3 separate regions of the Mus musculus genome follow, and all the other regions are linked to region 3. The links are chromatin loops, found by intact Hi-C in ENCODE. Cell type or tissue: left cerebral cortex. All regions are shown on one strand.

Evidence for each region. Peaks named below come from ENCODE experiments on the same cell type or tissue, not always from the same donor. Only the 100,000 strongest peaks of a DNase experiment are listed, where the experiment ranks them.
Region 1: it touches region 3 in a loop (4-fold over the local background); 5 of 42 quality-filtered maps call a loop at or near these places.
Region 2: a loop joins it to region 3, with 3 times the contacts of the local background. A loop is called at or near these places in 3 of 42 quality-filtered maps.

What each region holds. Positions count from the first base shown.
Region 1 is chr5:71,259,406-71,267,405 of GRCm38, forward strand. No RefSeq gene overlaps it. Among named protein-coding and RNA genes, the nearest start is that of Gabra2, 170 kb to the left of the region's middle. In left cerebral cortex, a CTCF peak has its summit at 3,296; a DNase peak (open chromatin) is centred at 3,132; H3K4me3 peaks cover 414 bases.
Region 2 is chr5:70,838,932-70,846,931 of GRCm38, forward strand. It overlaps Gabrg1 (gamma-aminobutyric acid (GABA) A receptor, subunit gamma 1), which reads right to left and starts at 3,686. Exons shown (of 9, transcript NM_010252.4): 1 at 3,185-3,686. The coding sequence starts at 3,288. In left cerebral cortex, a CTCF peak has its summit at 3,406; DNase peaks (open chromatin) are centred at 3,459, 4,076 and 4,318; H3K4me3 peaks cover 1,937 bases; H3K27ac peaks cover 891 bases.
Region 3 is chr5:71,090,226-71,098,225 of GRCm38, forward strand. Gabra2 (gamma-aminobutyric acid (GABA) A receptor, subunit alpha 2) reads right to left here and starts at 5,624. Exons shown (of 10, transcript NM_008066.4): 1 at 5,350-5,624; 2 at 4,307-4,393; 3 at 1,747-1,862. The coding sequence starts at 4,377. In left cerebral cortex, CTCF peaks have their summits at 2,406, 3,790 (motif pointing left), 5,868 and 6,096; DNase peaks (open chromatin) are centred at 1,891, 2,452, 3,028, 3,817 and 7 more places; H3K4me3 peaks cover 4,948 bases; H3K27ac peaks cover 3,663 bases.

The DNA.
Region 1 (8,000 bases), 170 kb after region 3:
TCAGTCTGGCGGTTCCTCAGAAAACTGGACATAGTACTACCGGAGGATCCAGCAATACCTCTCCTGGGCATATATCCAGAAGATGCCCCAACAGGTAAGAAGGACACATGCTCCACTATGTTCATAGCAGCCTTATTTATAATAGCCAGAAGCTGGAAAGAACCTAGATGCCCCTCAACAGAGGAATGGATACAGAAAATGTGGTACATCTACACAATGGAGTACTACTCAGCTATTAAAAAGAATGAATTTATGAAATTCCTAGCCAAATGGATGGACCTGGAGGGCATCATCCTGAGTGAGGTAACACATTCACAAAGAAACTCACACAATATGTATTCACTGATAAGTGGATATTAGCCCCAAACCTAGGATACCCAAGATATAAGATATAATTTGCTAAACACATGAAACTCAAGGAGAATGAAGACTGAAGTGTGGACACTATGCCCCTCCTTAGATTTGGGAACAAAACACCCATGGAAGGAGTTACAGAGACAGAGTTTGGAGCTGAGATGAAAGGATGGACCATGTAGAGACTGCCATAGCCAGGGATCCACCCCATAATCAGCATCCAAACGCTGACACCATTGCATACACTAGCAAGATTTTATTGAAAGGACGCAGATGTAGCTGTCTCTTGTGAGACTATGCCGGGGCCCAGCAAACACAGAAGTGGATGCTCACAGTCAGCTAATGGATGGATCATAGGGCTCCCAATGGAGGAGCTAGAGAAAGTAGCCAAGGAGCTAAAGGGATCTGCAACCCTATAGGTGGAACAACATTATGAGCTAACCAGTACCCCGGAGCTCTTGACTCTAGCTGCATATATATCAAAAGATGGCCTAGTCGGCCATCACTGGAAAGAGAGGCCCATTGGACTTGCAAACTTTATATGCCCCACTACAGGGGAATACCAGGGCCAAAAAGGGGGAGTGGGTGGGCAGGGGAGTGGGGGTGGGTGGATATGGGGGACTTTTGGTATAGCATTGGAAATGTAAATGAGTTAAATACCTAATAAAAAATGAAAAAAAAAAAAAAAGAGTTCTCTTCTCATAACACTAAAATCCCACATTAGAAGTCAGAAAAATAGAAGAGAAAATGTATATACTAATGGCCTGGTGTCATGTTTTTAGAGCTATACTGGATTGTGAGGAGGAGATCTGTAGAGGATCTGGCAGACCTACAGGAAATACACAAAAGCAATGACAGTGATGATGTTTCCCTTGCGACCAATCCTGCAAGATGACATCCCAGTGAAACCCATGGTTGTTTCCTCATGTCCAGAAATTCAGTCAGCAGTTGTCCTTTTCTTTTTTTAAGATTTATTTGTTTTAGGTATATGAATACACTGTAGCTATCTTCAGGCACACCAGAAGAGGTCATTGGATCCCATTACAGATGGTTGTGAGCCACTATGTGGTTGCTGGGAATTGAATTCTGGAAGAGGAGTCAGTACTCTTAATCCCTGAGCCATCTCTCAAGCCCCAATTGTCCTTTTCTTAAAGTTTAAGTATACAGTCAAAATAAGTACATATTTGAGGTCTTCCATTAATATCAAAGACAAAAAATTAGCATACTAGATAGAAAGGATTACCAATAAAGTAAAATATCCATAAATTAATTTCAAAGAAACATGAGCAATAAGAATAAAGTGGAGGACTAGAGAGATTCTTCAGTGGGTAATGGTACTTATCACCAAGCCTAAAAACCTGAGCTCCATCCATGGAACACAGGTGGTGGAGGGAGAGAACTTACTTTCTAAAGTCGCCTTCTTACATGAGGAGAATACGAAACAGGTCAAAACAGGACACAGAAATCACGAATGTTTAAAGAGAACAGGCACTAATTAGTTGCAAGAAAATAAAGTGGTATGGTATGTGGCTCTATGGCAGAACTCATACAATAATAGTTGTAATAATGTAAACATTAAATATTCATCTTGTCAAATTCCAAAGAGAGGAAACATGACATTTTTAAAGCAAAAATAATGGAAATAATGCAAAAGGAAAAGGAAAGTAAGTGAAATAAATGGAAAAAAATTTTTAAAAATTATGGGTGTTCTCTTTGTGAATGTGAAACAGGGTTTAGGAAGCACGGGGTGTAACGGTGAACCTGGCACCTTGGACAAAAACCTGAAATTGTTTTCTCTTTGATAGTGTAAACTGAATTAAAACTTATGCTTCCGTTGATATGTAGGGATTCTTCTGGGCTCTGATTGTTGAATCAGTATCAGCAGCTGCTACCTCTACACTGAAGCCACTCTCTTTAGTTCCTGAAAAGCCTGTCATGTCTCTGGTCAGCTCCTTACCTAACTCACATTATTCCTAATCTCTAGGATTTACGCTATGAATTCTGATGCACAGAGATCTTTGGGTTCTTTTACAAGAATAAACTATATTTTGCTACTTAAACTAGTTTCAAGTATGAATTCCACCTTGAAACTTGTGGTGCTTTGCATCCGGTAATTTGTCCTATGCTGGTTAGAATCTTTGGACAGGCTTAACAACTACAGATAAACTAGTCAGAAACTTGCCATGTGTACACATGAGAAAAGGAATCCTTCACCATTTGCAAGAAAAATAAAAGACCAAGTTATTATCTCACTCAGAAAACAAGGTAACCTCAACATTGTAATTTTGGCTTTTTATTTAAGTCCCACAAAATTTAGAGCAAATGATAAGTCTTAGAAAGGAAGGCATTAGATAGAGTGAAAATTAGAATAGAAGGAAATCTGTACCAATTGGAAAAGAGTTAGAATAAACACAAGGTTTTCCACCTGTCAGGACTTCAGGAATCTACACAGATAACCAAGTTACTCACTAAGAGCCTCAGCTGAGAGAGGGCAGCAACTTGATTGCTCTGATCTTAAAGTTTGTGAAAATTTACAAAATAGCCACGTGTTTTTCTTCTACTTGCAGCTGATTACTGTTTTACAGCACAATGCTGAGCACAGAAGAACACTGGCAATGTCTGTAAAGGACACGTGGCTAAGGAGGGAACAAGGATTGATCTAATTGTGTCAAGACACGCTGTGGTGGTTTTGTTTTGTTTTGTTTTGTTTTTTTCCTCTAAATACAGTTATACTGCAGAGTGATATACCAGTAAAGAATGCACTATGCCCTTCTAAACTTGAATCTAGTTCATTGCTTATGCACTGTGCCGTTGTGCAACAATAAAATAACATTTACTTGGCAAAATACTGAATAGTATTTTTCCTCCCGTACTCTTGGAATGGAAACCAAACAGCGTACTGAGACATAAATGAAAAAGGTACTTAGACTGCCATCTAGTACACATTTTTCTGTATAGCATAAATTCCAAAAATTGTGAATCACATCTTTAGCTTTAGAAATAAGCCTGAGCTTAATCTCAGTTGCCATTTTTACTGAAAGTTGTCAATGGTTTGTCCTTTCCACTCATTGACGTGGAATTGTCCCCATTCTAATTTGTTTGTCAATGCAATAGCACTTCATTTACTTGTCCCAGATATGAAATTTTAATCTGTTAGGGATTTTCTTCAAAGGCCTCATTTAAAATATTCACATCAGTCAGTTATTATCTTTCTGCTGAAAGTTTATGAAGATTTGAGCCAGAATGAATTGGCATTCAACATGCTTTATAAAAGTCACAAATCACAAGAGACTGGAGACCTGGAAGGCACCCAGATATTGTGTTTGAAATGAACAAAACAAAGAAATCTGTCAGAACTACTCTGAACACCTTTAAGATTGGAACTAACACTGGCTCAGTAAATGTCCTAACCGGACATGAGTTAATAATATGTTAGAACCCTGTGGCCATTTAAGAAGAGAACTGAATATCTGGTCCTTGCACAAGGCCTTCGGCTCCTGCAGAACACAGAAGGTGAAAGTTAGCATCAGGGAATAAAATCTTGACTATGGTGTAGACAACCGATCTCAGGTCAAGATAATTCCATTCTATTCAATTTAATTGCATGCATTTTTTTTGCATGTGTTCCTACTATGCCCCAAGAATTGACAATACAATGAGAAACAAAACACCAAATATAAGTCTTTCACAAAATGTTGATGGTATTGTTTCAATACTTAGAAATACTGACAGAGTAAACTGTGACATAGTGGAAAATGCACTTTTGCAGTGTCCTTTTGGAGAGTGGAAATTTTCCTCCCTATTAGAGAAAGGGATTCCTATATTCTATACTGAAAACAACTGCAACATCTTCAGCAGTTTGCATTCAGTCATACCATACCTTCTGAGAGACTTTAATGTAAAAAACATTCTGCATTCCAAAAAGAAACAAAGCATGCGTCCAATCATACTGTGCTTGGCTGAATATATTTTTTATCTCTTTTGATTTTGGAGAATATAAGTACATAATTTCTCCCTTCCTTTTCTCCCTCCAAGTCCCCCATAACCTCCACACCTGTCTGCTTGGTTTCAAATGCATTGCCTCCCTCTTTCATTATTTATTGTTACATAAACATATGCATATGTATATACATGTATGTTCTTAAGTATGCATGATGCTAGTTGCATGTATGTTTTTAGGGCTGATAATGTAGTATTGGATAACCAGTTGGTATGGTCATCCCTCTAGAAGACTGTGTATTCTACTCTCAGCACTGCTTAGTTGACTACAGTTGAGGGTCAAGGCTTCCTAGTGGGCTTCTCCATGTCCACATTAGCATGTCTATTGCCTATACGTGTAAGAAGTTATGTAGTAAGACTTTATGGGTGTGTACCTGGGAGACTCAATTTCACAGTAAACTTCCAGATCCTTCATCTCTTCCTAATTTTCTACCTCCTCTTCTTCAATGCTTCCTGACCCTTGGGTATAGGAGTTGTATTGTAGATATAGCCACCTCTGTGCCCCACAATCCTGACTTTTAATGTGTCTTTCTGTAATGGTTACAGTAGTTGAGGACTGCAATCAAAGGTTCTAGCTTGCTTATGCCACCTGGAAATGTAGAAATAAATGAACAAGTCTTTAATTCAATTAGTTAAACTGTGTTTTTCAATTTTCATCGATCAAATAAAGTACTGTTTGTTGACCTATGATAGAGTAGGCTTCAGTAACCTGTTTCCATGCCTGAGAATCATTTTACTCACCCCACACTGTCTTCTCTTGTTCAATATCCATCATCTGCTGGCCTCTTCACCACACACAAATAGTTCCAGTTAAGTTTATAATATTTTTATTACTATGCATTTCATTCTAGATTCTATATATGAGACAAAATATTACTTGTCTTTCTTAGTTTGGTATAATTGCTTGACAACATGATTTTTCAGTGTAACCTAATTTTTAGACTAAATGATTCACCTTGCTTACTTTGATAGCCAAGTAAAACCCTGTTATGTAAATATATCACACAATGCTGCATCTTTTCACCTGTTGATTGGGATTCAGATTGGCACCTTATCTTGGCTATTATGAACAGAGCTGCAATAAACATAGGTGTGTAGGTCTCTTTGAATATACTGATTTAGAATATTTAAGTATTTAAAATATTGAGTGATATAGTTAGACCACATGATTTTTAGCACCTACACCAATTTACCTACCTACCACCACTGTATAAGACTACACCCATTCTTCACATCTTGTAGTTTTCTTTTTCTTGTTGAGTATTTTTCATCCCTTTTTTCTGCCATTATGACTGAAGTTTCAATGTGTACTGATATGCACAATGGCTTTCTGTGTTTACATTAGATATAACTTTTGATGCATTAAGACTTCTTGTCCTCCCCCACTGTTCAATAAGTCAGCAACTGTATGATAAACATTCAGTTTTAATTGAAAAAGATTTTCTAAAAGAACTATATGTAATCATTCATTCTATAAAAAAAGATGTTTCCAGAAAATATGTAATAATCCATTATTTTATATTTTAATTAATAATTTGAGAAAATAATATGTATTTTGATTATATCCATAGTCCTCAACACTTCTAAGGTATATTACCCATTCCATATTTACAAAATTTGGTGTCCTAATTCATTTATTAAAATAAACTCTATTCTAATTAGTGATGACTATACACTCATAGGTATGAGGCCATCCAGTGGAAAAATGTTCAACCTGCCAGGGACTATACCTTTAAAAAAAGCTAACTCTCCCTATCTGGCAGCTATCAGTTACCAACAACTGCTCTACTTCTCTCTATGGTGTGCTTTTTTTTTTTTAAGGCTTGACTTGGAATTTGTCTAGTGCATGTTCTCACAACCACTATGAGTTCATAGACATAACTGTGTTGTTGTTTCTGGAGTATACTCTTCCATGGCAGTTATATGTAGCATATGGCTCTCATACTCTTTCTACATCCTCTCCTGATATGATACCTAAGCTTGGGAGTAAGGGATATGATACAGATATTTCATTTAGGGGCTGGGTGTTCTTTTTTCTCTTAATCTCTACAGATTTACCAGTTGTGCTTCTTTCTGGTAATCACCATATCACCATGCACGGCAAAATACAAACAAACAGCTTCTCTCGTAAGGTTTGAGAGATGTGCTAGCATATGTACATAGTGATAAATCATTAGGACTCAGATGAACACCATATCCCTTTAGTAAAGTAATAGTAGTAGGTCCTACCTACTGGTTTCTTGTCCAGGAATGCTGCCAGGTATAATTTCCAACTTGTGCAGCATGTTTAAATCCAATTGAAAAATGGTTGGCTACTCCCTTGATATCCATACTACTATTTTACCAGTAAACATATTTTGCAAGCTATGTCTTTATTGTAGCTTGCAAGGTAGTCAGTTGAGTAAAAGTATTATTTTTTTTTTAACCTTTATATAGCACATTTTTGTACTATAAACCTGGCCAGTAGGGATGATGTCAGCATCCTATACCACCTTAATCTCTCCTTGTTTTATGGCTCAGATGTGTGGTATCTTCAGCAATTAGATCTTACTGTCAAGTTCTGGAGGGTAATCAAGAGCAGTGCTACAGCATTTAATATTTTGTGATCTATAGGCCCTAATTAACCAACAAGTCTAATAGTCACCATCAACAGACAAATGGATAATAACAATGTACATTTTTGTGGTGGGTACATTTATATGATGGGATATTGTTCAACTGTTAAGATAAATGAATTTTGCTGCGAAGTGAATGAAAAAGAAATTGTAAGTAAGTTAGTCCAGGCACAGAATGATAAATATTATGTTTCCTTTTATTTGTGGATGTGAGCTTTAGACATGTTGTATTTCATTTGGAATGCTTGCAGAGCTCTGTGATGAGGTCTAATAAGAGCCACCATTAGCTTTAAGATCTGTCCTTTTACATTTTATAATTTCTTAAGAATATTCACAAGTATAAAGGTCTTTTCCTTCCAATGAGATACAAAACACTGCAACTGTAATTTGATATCAAATAAGAAAGCAGTACTGAGCCTTCCGGTCCCCACCAGCACCGGGGTAGCTTGGGTGCTGAGTCTGCAGACACCCGCAAGCTACCCACAGGACCCGCCATGGGGATCTTAGGACCTATGGTGAGTAGAACACAGCTGCTGCTCCAATCCAATCACGTGGGACCTGAGACTGCATTAATTAGGGAAGCAGAAAACACAGCCTGATCAGGGGCACAAGTCCCTACCAGTCCCCGCCAGCACCAGGGTACCTAGGGCATGGAGTCTGCGGACACCCGCAAGGTACACACAGGACCCTCCACGGGATCTTAAGACCTCTGTGAGTGGATCACAACTTCTGCCAGGAGTCAGGTTCGAACACCAGATATCTGGGCAACTTCCCTGCAAGTACAGTGAACACTGAAACTCAGGAGAGAGCTAGTCTCCAAGTTCTGCTGATAGAGGCTAACATAAACACCTGAGGAACAAGATTTAACCAGAGAAAACTACAACAACTAACTCCAGAGATTGGCAAAAGGCAAACATAAGAATCTTACTAACAAAAACCAAGACCGCTCACCATCATCAGAACGCAGCACTCCCACCCCACCCAGTCCTGGGCATCCCAACACACCCAAAAAGATAATCCCTGATTTAAAAG
Region 2 (8,000 bases), 250 kb before region 3:
TCTCAGAATTGATTTTGGAAACTTAGTTTTCTGTACATCAAATGAGAGCTGAAACTGAAATTGAAATTTGATGATGAAGACCAGGATTATCTCTTAATACCTCCTACATAAGAATATTTACTGGAAATCTTTAATTTAAGTTGTTCCTACAAATTCCCACCCTTCTTGGAAGCTATTTGCTACATGTGACCTTCATTTTCCTAAGACCTCAACTGCCATAATTCAGTTTTCTATCCTACATTGACTCCTTCTTCTTGGACTATACCTTCTTTCTTATACTCCTAAAAAATATAATCCCATGTATATAAATACAAAATGTCTTTGACCTCTGATTGCAGTATGAAGCTTTTCCTTTATTGCTTAGCCCAAAGTCTTTCGTTATACAGAGTGGAGAACAACTGATCTGTAATTTTGTGTTTAGATAATCTAAAAAATTCTTTATCCAGAACTTTCATCAACTATAACATTCTCATTTCAAAATCAATTGATCTCTGGAGTCCTTTCAGTACGTTCAATCATGGAACATTTACATGGTTACCATTGGTATTGTACTAGAAAAATAAGCCTAAAAGCTAGAAACATATAAAAAATCTAATTAACTACCACAATCATAAATTTATTCCTGAAATTACCTAAAATAATATATTTTAAAAGTGGTTGCAGTTGAATATTTTAATATGGAAAACTGAATGCTGCAGTGGACTTTTTAAACCTTTAGAAATGTTTAAATATATTTCTTCAGGTTTCCAAAAATGTAAATTCTCAAAGGTTACAATGGCTTACCTTTTAGAACTGCTAAAATTTTAAGAGATTTTTTATTCCATCTGAACTTGATTATTTTCCTTTTATTTATTTATTTTTCTAACATTACAGAAGTGACATGAAGCTGGTGAAGCATCAACCTAAGTTTTCAAGACGCCACGGCCTCTCCTGGAGGATGAAGCCCAGGATCTATGAGCAGAGCTTTTAGATACAACAAGATAATCAGCTTTAATAACTCAGCAATATGGAAAGCCAATATACTGTCTCTCTTTGCTCTTTATGGAAACTAATGTGGAAACAAGACCTCCCCATTGATTTGATATAAAAAGTAATATAACACAAGTTAGTAAATCTCTAAATAGATGACATTGAAAGTGTATTTTAGAAACTAGTATGCCACTGAAATTCTTATAGACAGAACCTTTGATGTGTTGAGAAGAGAAACCTTAAATTAATGGGGAAGAGAAGAGTAATTTTTATGATCATATATAGTTTATAAGTAGTGATGACAATTTTCTACAAGTGTGCATTGAGAAAATATAAAACTCATCACAACTTTGCCTGCTTTATAAAATATAGCCATAAATGCTCATAATTGAGACACTCAAACCATAGGATAGTAGCAATATTTAGATTTGTTTCAATAAGCATTTGTTAATCTGACAATAGTAATCCAATTTATCTATATAATAATGATAAATGAATTATTTATAAATTTGAACCCTGTAACTTAATTTTCACTCTTTCGCACACACAATAAAAAGGAGATGGTGGTCACATTAGAATTTTTCTCTTCAGTACTACTCAAACTCATGAAAATACCTTTAAATCACAGAATATGACATTTTAAATCTCAGATGTATTGACTATGACTATTTGAAGCAGTCAGGCAGGGTCTATTGCTATCCTACATTTTGTAGATGAAACTACTATAGCCACTGAGTTTAAAGAGATGTGTCAGGTGAAAGCATGCATACAATGAGTCCCCTCCCCACAGCACCTCAGAGCTCTTTACCCTGAGCAACATGGTGAGAGTTTGCGAGCCAGCTACAATGAATGAAATGTGAATCTACTCCGAACGAAGCATGTATTTGGATAGACAATATGCTCTTTGTGAGACAGTATCCCTACATGACTGAAATAGAAATGTGAAGTTATAAAGCTAAAAAGAGCATGCAGGTTGTTACTCCAAAAAAGCACTGAGCCAATCTGAGGTTTCTTTTGCAATCGTATAAAATTACCATTTCTCCTTAAATATCTTCTACTAAACATGATATAGTCAAGGACATAAGCCATTACAACATAGGGTATAGAATGAATCATTCATTACATTGTCTGTACATAGAGAACATTTAAAACTCTAAGGCAAAAGGACAAGCAGAACTGTAATTCTCAAATGAAACCTAAACATACTAAATATCAAATTTTTAATCCAGAAAGGCCAGTGTTGCTTATGCTCATATCCAGTGCTCACATTCTGAGGATATACAGATGTTCAGCTATTGGTAATGACAACAAAAATCCATATACAAAAATTATCTTCATAGTAATTGTGCTTTACTTGGATTCTAAGCAGCAATAAAGCATAGAATACCATAACCTGAATGCAAATTCATTTAAAGCAAATGAAACAATGAATGAAAAGCATAAAAACTTTTAAAGCGTCTATGCCTTAACCAAATGTGACAACATCTTTTATATTCTGTCTCCTTCACAGTCCAAGTGTGAGATTTTCTTTCACTCGCAGGATGACTTCAAAGTTTTGAAAGGCTTTACAGTCCAGTCTTGCTCCTGCCACACTGAAGATTTGTGTACGGTAGCACCACACACAAATACAGCCGAGACATTCAGAGTGTCCTGAAAGACTTTCAAAGTTGTTTCTAAAAAAATAGAGTTATTTCTGATATTTTCTGTGTGTGTATGTATATATGTATATATATACTTATAGCTGATAGATGTATAATCAAACCTAGCTTATAAAAGAACAGCTCAATCAAGAATGTTACCCAAAAACAAATGAAAAAAAAACCATAATATTTGCTTACACACAAACAGCATAAACACCATGCTATCTAACATAAAGTTTCTGAAATAACTTTGTCTTTAAAATGCAGAATCATCTAGAAAGTTCATCAGCACTATTCAATCCCAAATATATTGGCAAAGTCATTTCTACTCCTAATCTCCTTTGTGGAAATGAAGCCTACATTAGTTTATAATCCTGTAGAACTTAAAAACAAATGAACTAACGTCTATTCTTCAGATATAGGCCAAGTTCATGCCGTCTCCAAGTAAGCAGAATCAGAAAATACAATGATGGCAAACACTGCACATGTCCCGGAAAAATGCAAATTACTTGGAATGATTTTTTATTTAAGGAAAAGAAAATGAGAGACAGTTTCAAGTCCTTGAATTTACTCACCAGTTTCCCAGATGCAGGGTTAGTAACAAGAATATCAACCTCACTCCTCTAGTTTGACTCCACAGGAGAGAAGGAGAGAAGAGGAAGGCTTTCCCAGAACCCATCGGGTTCGCTTTTACAGTCCTTCCTCCACTAGCTCAGTCCCCAAGCACAGAGTTTTGCCTCAAGCCTCAGCAACCACACAGTGAGTACAAGGAGTGGATAGGCAGTACACCTCCGAAGCAGGTAGGATGCGACTCCCAGCAGAACTGAGCTACGGAGCCAATCACACCGGGTGGATGCGGCATAAATTATCTCAAAAAGAGTTGGACCAATCAGCGTTCCACAAAGGCGGGGTTTCCCATACTAGAAATCAAGCCCAGTGGGGAAAAGGGCTCCGTTTTTTTGGAAAAGAAAAATAAACCTCTTCTCAGCCCCAGTCCCTCAGAAACATTGGTGTGGTCTTGAGAGTCGGGTTCCCGAGGGAAATGCTGCTTCTACCACTGCCCTGATGTTCTATATCGGGGCCACTACCTCTTCCCTTTCCTTGGCTAAGAATCACTTATTTGTTTATTTTTATCATTTATTTATTTATTTTAATTTGCCTTCAATTGAGAGCCCCAGGTAGTGCCCTGTGGACAGAGCCCAATTGACATTTTCTTCTCTGAAGAGAATACTGTTATTATTTTTTATTATAATTAATTATTGTTACTTAATTTTGATTCCGGACAGTGTCTTGTTTCTCTTTGCAGACAGGACCTGACACAATGCCCTGCACAGATGAGCTCTCTAGAGCTGGGGAGTGTAAAACTCAGTGAATGAAAGAGCAGGCTGGACTCATTCCCGTTAAGCACGTTTCCGTCCCCACCCCCTCCTACTGCCTGCTTTCTAGTGTGCCGGTTTGCAATGTACATCTCTCATCAGTCACTGGAAAATGACAGTAACGGAGAATACCAGGCAAGTACTCTCTTATTTTACAAACACAAAACCCATAAAACTGATTGTACTAGCTCCTTCAGTCAAAGGCGTTGTAACGTTTGACCTGGGTGATCCTGTTGTGTTACCCCTGCCCAAGTGCACTTCATTTGCATTTGTGGAGCTCCTATGTTTGGTTCCTAACTTCAGAGGCTCGGCTCTGAGTTCTCAACAGAGAGCCCAAGGGTTACCATGGCAACCAGAAAGCCTCTGGCAGCTGGAACAACTGTACTGCAAAGACCCGTGGCTGTGGAGAAACAGGCTCAGTGCCCAGCCATCTTCTGCCTTTACGCCTTGCTAAATCCGTGCTTCCCAGGGATGTCGCCCAAGGATGGGGTCCTAGGCTGCATCATTAATCACTCCACACCACCTGGAATTGCCCAAATTCAGAAATGAAGTGAAATGTACCATGTACTCACGTGAGAAGCAAACAGTTTGAAGCAGAAGTAACAGTGCTTGTGCATGCAGGGCGGTAAGGGAACTGTTGCTACAATAGCCACTGAAATCCATTAAAAGAACCGGATGAGCATGGCAGGGCTAGAGACTGATTGACTTTCTCTCTTTGTCTCTCTTCCCTATTTTTTTTTCCTTTCTTTCATGTTGCTCAGAATAGCATATATTGCTGCAAATTTTTTCTTCTTTTTGACTCCTCGTCATCTGAAAATGTGTATTGACTTTCCTCGTTCCTTTTCTCTTACTCCACACTATTTAGCATATTTCTCTTCCATAAAGTATGTTAATTAAAGCAGCTCATATCTAATAATTCAAAGAGTAATTAGGTACATTAGAATAGATTCCGGAACAAGTGCATTTAGGTGGTCCATGATGTCAATAAAAATATAAGTTCTTTTTTTTTCTTTCTGTCATTTAACAGTGTTTGTGAAGGATTATTTAACGGTTTCACAGGATGCACACACACATTCAAGAATCTGATTAAACAGTACAGCAGGAATTAATTCACTTCTAGTACATAATGAATAGCAAACAATTCCTGGTTATTCCATGCATTTGGCTAATATTAAACGGATCTTCTCCACATTCTTATCTAAATATGATACCATCTAATGTTCTATGGCAGTAACCTTATGCTGTCCTACCAATAACTTTCAAATACACCTTGCTCTTCTTTTTATATCTGACTGGATGGTTCTGACAGCAGCTATAAGAAATTAATGGAAAGGAATCGTGAAGGATGCTTCCTTGGATAGTAGCAAGGTGTCTACTTACAGTCACAACTGGAAAAGGTTACTATGATAGGGTTTTGTGTGTGTGTGTGTTTTCCAAAACACAATTTTCCCAATATGTGCTGAGGTATTCCTCTCGAAAATCTTAATATTAGCTACAATGGCTATTTCCAGTTCACTCTAAAATATGCAAAGTAGATGTAAGCACTTTGCAACCTAAAAAAGGAAAAAGACATGATAAGTTTGTGTGTTGGCTGCCACTTGGCAACTTAACTCTTTCTTTTTTTAGACAAGATAAAATGTCCATACAAATATGGTAATTATGGAGCCTAGATTCTGAAGAAAAATCCAAAATGACCTGCTGTACCCTTCAAAGAAACTTCTGGATCTCAGAGCACACACTTAGGAAGAACAGACCATATGTCCTAGTGACTCAAGTCTAGGAGGTGCAAAGTGGCTATCAGTGAAGGACTGGAGAGAGACCATTGTAGGGCTTCTTTTTACTTTAGGACAATTTGTTCACGTGAGATTCGGTAATGTTGGGAGTTATTTCTCCTTGTTGCAATTGTGGAGTGAGGTATGGTTGGAGTGTGTTCTTGAATGTTAGTAAATAGAAGGCTTTTTTTTTTTTTTTTGCTTTGTACTCTGAAATATACAAAAACTCCTCTTACGATGAAGAATTCAAGTGTGAACTCTCAGTAGTGTCAAGGAAAAGAAGGCCTTTGCTCTGAGCGTGGAGGATGGGTAACTAGACTTGACCACAGTTTTAAATATTTTTTCATTGACTGTCATTAAAATCATCCTTTTCTTATGCATTCTTTTGAATGACTGAGCCACAGCCATTGCCTGCAAGTTTTGTGTTGCAATTATCTACTTAAACAAATATACAATGTGTTTTGAGCATATGTTCCCTCTGAGATCATCCCCATTTTTCTTTCCACCAACTATTAAAAAAAAAAAGACAAAAAAAATCAAAACAAACTAAACAAAAAAGTTCTACAAAAGAGTTACCTATACTAAGGTTTGTCAATGAACAAAGAAAGAAAGAGAGAAAGAGAGAAAGAAAGAAAGAAAGAAAGAAAGAAAGAAAGAAAGAAAGAAAGAAAGAAAGAAAGAAAGGGAGAGAGGGATGGAGGGAGGGAGAGAGAGAGAAAAAGAAAGAAAGAAAGAAAGAAAGAAAGAAAGAAAGAAAGAAAGAAAGAAAGAAAGAAAGAGGTAGGTAGAGAGAGAGAGAAAGGAAAGGGAAGGGGAGGGGAGCGGAGGAGAGAGGAGAGAAGAGGAGAGGAGAGGAGGGGAGGGGAGGGGAGGGGAGGGGAGGGGAGGGGAGGGGAGGGGAGGGGAGGGGAGGGGAGAGGAGAGGAGAGGAGAGGAGAGGAGAGGAGAGGAGAGGAGAGGAGAGGAGAGGAGAGGAGAGGAGAGGAGAGGAGAGGAGAGGAGAGGAGAGGAGAGAAGGTGATACAGAGTCAGTTGTGTTGGCCAGAGCATGGAACATGACATGAAGTAGGGTTCATATAACCAGTAACAAACCATTGTTTAATACTGATTTCTCTCTTCCAACAGCTATGAGTTACAAATTTTTTCTTGTCTCTGTGAGCCAACATAATCCCAGGTTAGTTGATTCTGTAGGTATTCTTGTTATATCCTTGAACACTTTGGCTTGCTCAATTCTCTCCCCAACTCTTCCACACAACTCCTCAAGCTCCATCTGATATTTGGCTGTGTGTCCGTTCATCTGCTTCCATTAACTGCTGAATGAAAACTTTCAGGAGACAGTTATACTAGGTTCCTGTCTGTAAGCATAGCAGAGTATCATTAATAGTATCAGAGTTTGCCTTGCTTCCATAGGATTGATCTCAAGTTTGGCCAGTCATTTGTTGGCCATTCCCTCAGTCTTTACTGATCTATATCCCTGTACATCTTTTTGGCAGAAACAATTTTGGCTTGAAGGTTCTCTTTGTGAGTTGATGACTCTTCCTTCCACTGGAAGTCTTGCCTGGCTACAAGAGGTGGCCTTTTATGTCTTGATATCCCCTGCTGCTAGAAATCTCAGCTAGGGTCACTCCATAATCTACCCATAAATTCCCCCATCCCAGAACTCCAGCTGGTCCCAGAGATACCTCCCACTGATTTCCATTCTTACTCCCAGTCCTCTCCAACACCTCTCCTCCACACCTGATTGCCATTGCTCTATTCTTCCTTACCCCCTTTCCCAACCAGTTAACTCTGTCCATTCACCTCTGATAACTATTTTGTTTCCCCTTCTGAGTGAGAATCACACATCCTCCTTTGGGCCTCCCTAATTACCTAGTTTCTTTAGGTCTATAGAGTAGCATGGGTATCTTCAACTTTAAGTCTTATGTCCAATTATAAGTAAGTGCATACCATAAGTGTCTCTCTGCATCTACTCTTATCTTTCCTCAGTGAGGATGAGTACTATCTATTTCTATACATTTGCCTTCAATTTTCAAGATGTCTTTTTTTAAAATAGCTGAATTGTATTCCATTGTGTAGAAGTATCACATTTTCTTTATCCATTCTTCAGTTGAGGGACATCTGGGTTGTTTCCAGCTTCTGGCTATTAAGAATAAAGCTGTTATGAACACAGTTGAACAAATGTCTTTTGGGTATTGTCCAGGAATAGTATAGATGGGTATAGAATTCTAATAGATTTTCAAAGA
Region 3 (8,000 bases):
AAAATATCTGAAAGAGAAAATACATAGTTTCCTCTACCCAGCCATGCAACCCAGAAGCAAAGATTGTTTTGGAACTGAAAAACAATGAAGTTCAAGGTCTAGCTGTTACATTTTACAACTTATTTTGCACCAGGCAATTTATTTAAAGATAAAAAGTTCTATGTTTGAGATAAACGAGCCGCCCTTGTGCAATCCGTATCATAAACCACCGTTACAGATTAGGACAATTTTGTGTTAGACTTGTTTCTTTCTCTACAAGAGAATACATGAGTGTGGTAATAGTTTATTGGCACATTTTCTATCATAATTTCCAAGCCATTTCTGTTTCAACTATTTAGAAATATCCAGTATTAAGGAAATACAGTGCTCCATTTTATGTTCTTCTTCTTCTTTTTTTTTTCTCCTAAAAAAAAAATCTCTTAGAAATAAAACCTGTCACTGTATCACTTGTGTCATTTTTGAAACATTGTTCTTCCCTGGATCCTCTTTTAAATTTGATGTGCTACTCAAGAATTAATGTGAAAAACAAAATGTAATTAAATGACATACTGTTTAACAGGTTGGGTCTCTTTGACTGTTTTCCTACCACTGTGAAGACATACTGTACAATTTCGGGAGATACTCAGAACCTAACAACTGTCTATTATCAAATTAATTACTAATATAAAATTCCACACATTGACTTAATATAAAGTTTGGACAAAGTCATGGGTACCCCAGGCTGGAACGCCCTGTGTAGCTAAGGAAGACTTTTAATGTCTGAACAATTTACCTCTATCTCCCAAATGCTGAAACCACAGGTGTGTATGTCACCAGGCCCAACTTAATAGAAACCCTGTGAGAAGCCTTACAAAGTTGTTAATGCTGGAACAACCAGAAACTGTACTCATCACTACCTGGCATGGAATGTTGAGCTAATTTTGTCTTACTTTTGAATCAATTAAGCATTGCAATAATTATGTGTACATGGGCATATTTATCATATATAGTTTTTAACTAACATTTTAAGTAACATATCTATATGTGTACAAATAGGCAAGCATTTAACATTGTTAAAACTCATAAGTAACAATATCTTGGCTTGGGATATTTTTATCAGTCCCATCCCTATGCTTACTTGTATCTAACTTTAGTGTCACTTAACAATCCTGAACACTAATTGGCATTTAACACACTAGCCTCCTCTAATTTCGATAACTTCTTAGATTTAAAAAACATTTTTTTTTACTTGAAAATTGTTGTTGAAGCCTGAAATTCAACTGTTTCAACTTTGTAAAGTAGGATTACAGCCACTACATATTTGCAACATCTTTATTTCTCTGATTATTGTGTAATCTATGCTGATCTGAAGATAGGCATTTGTAAAAGTGATAATTTAGTAGCATTTGATGCTACACAGGCACAGCAGATAAATAATACAAATATATATTCTCTGCATAGAAAACAGGATGTTTCCAATAATTTAACTATAAAACTGTTCACACACACACACACACACACACACACACACACACACACACATCCCTATATGAATATGGGCACTCTACACAATATATAGCTAAATAGGTTAGACATGTGCAAAGGGACGTTATAATGTTTATTTTGTTTTTCTTACTTTTCATTCTGTAGGACTTCAAAGACTTGACAATTTCTTCATGCATAGAGTGCATTAAGATGAGCACCTTACCTTTAACTTGTAAAGCCATTGTATTTTGAAGGTTTAAAATAAAGGAAAACTATTTTTACCTCCCAGTCCTGGTCTAAGCCGATTATCATAACCATCCAGAAGTCTGTCTAGAATTCTTGTAAAGATGGTGATGTTATTTTTAGCCTCATCTTCTTGGATGTTAGCCAGCACCAACCTAAACAGATAATTTTACACATTTGTATATATCATATATGTACATACAGTGTTTGGCTAAGCGCCAAAATGCTCTTTCTCCTTGATCTGAATTTAACTTAATTTAAGGCTCCTTCAGCCATTAGTGACATACATTTCTTTCTCTTTTTCACTCTATAAATAGCACTAAACTTGCTGGGAAGGTAAGTATTCTGTTTCAAAAAAGAAACAGTAAATATCAAAAGAATAATGGTAACACCTTTGAGACTTCTAGCATTTGTTATTCTGTATGAGCTATAATCTTAATGTCTCCTCTTTAGAACACACCATATTTGTTGATTCTCATATGTAGGCATTATCAACAAGATTGCTTTGCAATTAGATGAATGAAATAACTAGAGAAACTTCTGAAGTAATTCTTCAGTGTTGTGACTATTAATTGGAAAATAAACTGTTATCTTGGTGGCACAAAAATTCCCTGTCATTCTTATACATAGCATTCTTGTTCTCTTATGTCTTTCACAGTTTTAGATGAAAGTAATTTCCTCACTTGGGATATACCTCCACCCAATGGCCAAGCATAATATAGACATCAGGGGAACTCCACTGGCAGGTTGCCAAGCTCCAGTGTAGCCAGGAGATGGAGATGGGGTCTGAAGGCAAGAGCAACACACACCCTCACAGACTCTAAGAAGGCCAGGTCCTTTGAGTGGTCTCAGAGAAGTAATAAGGGGCTACATAAAGATAAAAGTGTCCAGTTAGCCTTTCTCTGGTGATAAATTTGTGGCAAGAAAAGGGGTCTTAAAACACCCCTAGCAAAGCTTTAGAGGCAGTGATTTTTCTTCATGATTTCTCCATCATAAAGCCAGAAACCTGATTTTGTGACAGCAATTTGGTCAAATAAACTGAATGTATAAAACAGAGTGTCCCCTCTCATTGCCATTTTTTCTCGGAATGATTCAGAGATTTAAATTACTGTCCCCAAAAAGGAATCATTTATATAATAGAATAAAATACTGCCATGAACATTATTGGGTCAAATATAGAACAGAAAATGAGTAGAGTGATATTTAGTTAAGCTGTCAGCACTGGGTCTTGGGTCTTATTCATTGATAAGTGAATGCCTAAGCCTTTAAAGTCAGGGAGTGTGTGTACTTCCATTCTAGTCAATATATATCATATAAAACATCAGCGACAGAGACCATTTACATTTAAATGAATGCAGAACCAGAAGCTAACAATACTTATAATACACCAAAATTGGCAATAAACTTCAAGCTGGAATTTTGAAGAACAGAGGGAGTGTTGAAGTGTGGACATGAAGATGGACATCTTCAAGTTATGTAAGAATATCAATTCATATACTCTACCTTCAAAAGTTTCTCATTCTAATTTTTAAAGCCAGTCCCTAAGATAGTCACAAGAGTCTAGCTGAAGTGTTTCACCTGAGGTGTTTGTTTCTCAGTTATAGTTCAGATTATCTTTCTAAAGTCAATATTTAGTCATAGATGGCATTTCCCAGTTAAGTGAAGTATTTCCAAACAGATTTCTTTTCTGTTCCAAAATATCTTAAACATTATTTTGTTAGAACTCATAAGGGGAATTATTAAAGAGTAATAGCTACAGAAGAATTATAACAAAATTTGTATTTTAATTTTTCTTGGGTTTAAAACCATTCCCTATACATGCATTCAATGAAATATACCCACTGCTGGTTTTATTTAAAAAATCAGAGAAAACGACAATTAATGATATTACTTAAAGCAATCAAACTAATTTCTGTGTAGATAATAGGCAAAAGAAAATTCACACATTTTAAGAAACCACTCTTTTGGTCATTAACCAACTGAAAAACAAATTATCTCTAAATTAATAAGATGAAAAGTTGGCTCATAAATCAGCTTTTGTTTCGATGTTTGTGATTGTCTAGTTGTGTGCTGCCTCCACCTACAGGTCTCAGACTCACATACCAGTTAGGTTTCCTACTCTGTCTATAGAAGCCCCAGTGGCTCAATACAAAATGCAAAGAAAGAAACAGAAAGAAAAGAAAAAGCCTAAGTTGCCACTTAAATCATTTAGCTGATTTTTTTTTTTCTGTGTGTTCCAAGGACGGCTTAGCTTCCTTACCAGAATTTAGTATAACTATGAACACCTTAACGACAGGCATTCTTTAAACTAATATATCCCTGATAGGGTAGTCGCTTCTTCAATTAAATGCCTCAAATAGAAAAAAAAAATCCCATTCATTTTTGTTGTGTGTGTGTGTGTGTTTGGCTGCTTAAAAAAAAATCAGCAAACTTTTTAGAGTTTCAGACACTTAGTACGACAATTTCCTGTACAATCCATTTCCACTAAAATAATTGATAATTCCTCAAAATACCTAGTCTTTTAAAGAGTGTGGATACAGTTGTGTCACTTAAAAATCATCCTAGACCTGGAATGAAGAAATCAAAAACAATGCTTCACCTGACTGGGTCCCACACCAGAAGAACAAGCAGCAGAGACCATACATTGCATGTGCTCAATTTTGTCTTCATCTTCTTGTTGCCAAAGCTATGGAAGAAAAAACAAAATTAAATTAAATTTGTTCTCATCCTACCAAGCCAATAACCCAAAAGAATTTCATTTCAATTAGGAGGGGATGTTACTCCTGTCTACTAGGTATAGGACTGGATGACAGGCAATGGGAAAGGATTTTTTTAATGGAAAGATTACACCACTAATACATTTTCCTCTGCCTATAACTTCCCCAGTCCCATCCTCTGAAAAAAAAAAAATCGTTATGCACGCATAAAATGACAACCCGGGACTCTAAACTGACACAGTAGCTGATGAAGAAATAGGTTGGAGGAGTGTGTGCGAAAGAGGTGGGGAGATGGATACTCCACGCCTCACCCTCTCAAGGAAGATCACCTCCGCAACGACAGCAGGAAAAAGCTGGCAGCAAGCAGGCTACTTTTTCATTTCTATCTTTTCCTTACAGTTAATTGTGGTACTCACGTCTTCACTTTACTCAACAACAACCACCATCACACCCTCAAAAAAAAAAAAAAATAGAAAATCAAATCCAAATCATTCGCCCTGCCCTTTCACATTTGCCCACGTCCATGTTCAAGAGGCAGCAGGGTGGAAATCAAGTGCTGCGAACTATGCATTTGACAGCTGCTCTGAGCCAAGACTACCAAAGGAGCGTGAGGCTCCGGATCAGACGCCGCTGAGCAGGCAGGCAGCGCTGCCAGTGTGTGCAAAGTTGGAGACTGTAAAAGAGCCGGGCCAGCGTGCAGCCGCCGGACTGGCTCTTGGATTTTTATTGTAGTTGCGAATATACGTTTCTGGGGAGGGACATTGGAATTCGATCTTGGAGGATGGAGAGACTAGGAGAACCTGAGCCTCCGTGTCGAAGGAGCATGAAGAGTGGAGTGGGTTGGTGGGGTGGGGGTGGCATGCTGGCGAAGCAGAGGGGAATGAGCAAAGGTTACCCCCGCTGCCACCAACGTCTGCGACCCTACCTGAACAGCTAGTAGAAGTAGTAGATGTTTTCCTCCAGTGGCTTTGAATCTGTTTCCACAGAAACTTGAGAGAGAGAGAGAGAGAGAGAGAGAGAGAGAGAGAGAGAGAGAGAGAGAGAGAGAGAGAGAGAGAGAGAGAGACTGCAGCAGCCTAAAGACCAGGCAGCAAACGAATGGATGGGCCGGTGGAAGCTGTAGCAGAGAGCTTGAGGAGTCGTGGCCGCGCGAGGAGTAGGCGGCGAAGGCGTCCGTAGTGGCGGTGATGGGCGGAGGAGGAGGAGGAGGAAGAGGAGGAGGGAGTAGCGATCGCAGGAGCCGGGGTGGGGGCGCGGAGGCGCGATGCGCGCAGGCAGGCAGCAGCGGGCACGAGCCCCGCGCCTGGAGGAGGAGGAGCTAGCCCAAGGAAGAGGATTAAGAAGGTTCCAGGGAATAGGGGACCCCTTATCCCCCACCCCAATCCTGGCCAAGCCACCGCCGCCCTCTGGGCACCTGGGGCAGCACAGCCGGGGTAGCGCGGGGCACCACAGTGCGCCTGGGAGCGCCGCTGCCCGCGCCCACACCGCGCTGGAGGAGTGGAGCCCACACCCTGCCTGGAGCTGGAGGCAGTGAGCTTCCTGGTGTAAGGGTTAGGGGGCGGCTGCTGGTGAGTGTGGGTGCTGAACTGTGAATGGTGTGTGTTTGTGAGGCCCTAGGTCCCACGGGCGGCTCCCTGCCGCTCGTCCCCCGACATCATCCCTAGTGGAGCGACGTGGTTGCCTGGAAGAGGTAACGATGTATGGCTCCCACTGGAGGGCGAAGGGGCTAATCACGCCTTTACTTAGTCATCAGCGCATCCACGCAGGACCATGTTAAACGCACGTTACGTGGAATTACACAGCAGGAAGTTTCTTTGATTTCCTTAGCCCTCTGGATGTACCTCTCTTTGCTCAGCGCTCCCATAATTAGGACCAGTTTCCCCTCAAGCTAGGAGGTCTGGAGACTTGCCCAAAGCGGATCAGTGAGGGCCCTATGCTGACCTTACCCTTCAGGAAAACCCCCTGCTTTCTTTCAGCAATGCTTTACCCTAATCTCTTTGTCCAGGCATTCTCCTTACCTGGTGCTCAAGATTCAGTCTAAGAGCTATAAAAAGTTTATGTTAGCCCTGAGCTAAGGAACCTGCTGCCTTCTTTCCATTGCAGACAGGAACGAGATGGAGCAGTTTGAGGTTTTCCCCCCTTTAGGGCTTTTTCTTGGCAGGGACTTGTAATTCCAAACCTATCATACACTTTGAGAATTCTGTGTTTGATCTGTCTGATGTTTCCTTCCGCTTTATCTGGGGCGATAAAATCGAACCGTGCAACATGAACAGAAAAAGAAAAAGGAAACCAATGAAAAAGAAAAGAAAGATGCATTCCTTTTTGTACTGTGCAGGAAACTGAATCTTAGGAACATTCTACTCAGGCAAACCAGAGCCGCTCTTTATCTTTTTTTCTCAGAAGTTTTCATAAATGTGAGACACTATAAAAGGAGAAAAGGGAGAGTGTCCTAAGCTTGTACGACTCTGTTATTTTACATTCAGAGTCAATATGTACCATTTGGTAGTTGAGCACACACACACACACACACACACACACACACACACACACACACACACAAGATTTTTTTTTTACTAGATGATGCAGTTTTCCTAACGGGCAGTGCTAATCTACAGTAAATTTTAGCTTTCCTTTGAAGATTATGGGAAGAGAGGAAGACACTTACAATAGAAATATTTCAGGCTGTTCCTTTTAAACCATAAGCCACCACGTTGCCAATGAGCATTTAACTTCTTAAAACCTAAGCAAACATTTCTTATTTAGCTGACCCTACTAAGAAGAAAGGAGCAACATGCAGCCTTCTCCCCCTCCTTCGTTAATATTCCTTTGCTGGCTTGCCCATTGAAGAGTCTAATTAAAATTCACAAAGATAAAAGACATGCCATTTAAAACCTTGCAAGCAGAGAATCTAGAGCCTTTTACTTGCTGAGAACACTCTGGACTGCCCCTTCCTGCCCCACTCCCATGTGTCCTTTACTGTAAGGAGCTCTCTCACCTTGCCTTTATATCACAGCTAAACTCTTTATATTTTGACCAGGGCAACCATATTTGCCATGTCCCTACAAGATTTCTCTTTCATGAACCTCAGTCTTTGAAAATATTCTGTGCTTGCTTACTGACTGCTATTTTCTCCTCTTGATTCTGATATGGAAAAAAAAAAGATTCTAACTGCCCATTTCCATTTTAAAACTTTTATTAATTGAAGTGATTTTTGGTTTGGTTTGGTATTTTTTAAAGAAAAACAGCTTTGTCTGTGAACAGCCTGATTTAACTTGTAATCTCACTGACATAATCTGCATTTGAGAGGCTTCGTCAGCAGGCTGTTCCAAGTAATTTCTTTCCACCACTTTGTTTCTGTAAAAGTGTATGTTGAAACAGTTCAAATATTTGGATACATATTCACAAGATCTAGAGTATAGCCAAAAATTCTTTTAAATCATAAAATTTCGATCTTTAGTATCCCCCCCCAACCACAGAAAATGTTTTATGATTTCTATTGATGTTGGACACCTGTGGTTACCACTTCAAACCACACTGAAGGAACTGGAAATCAGAAATGCTGACAGCAGATAACAG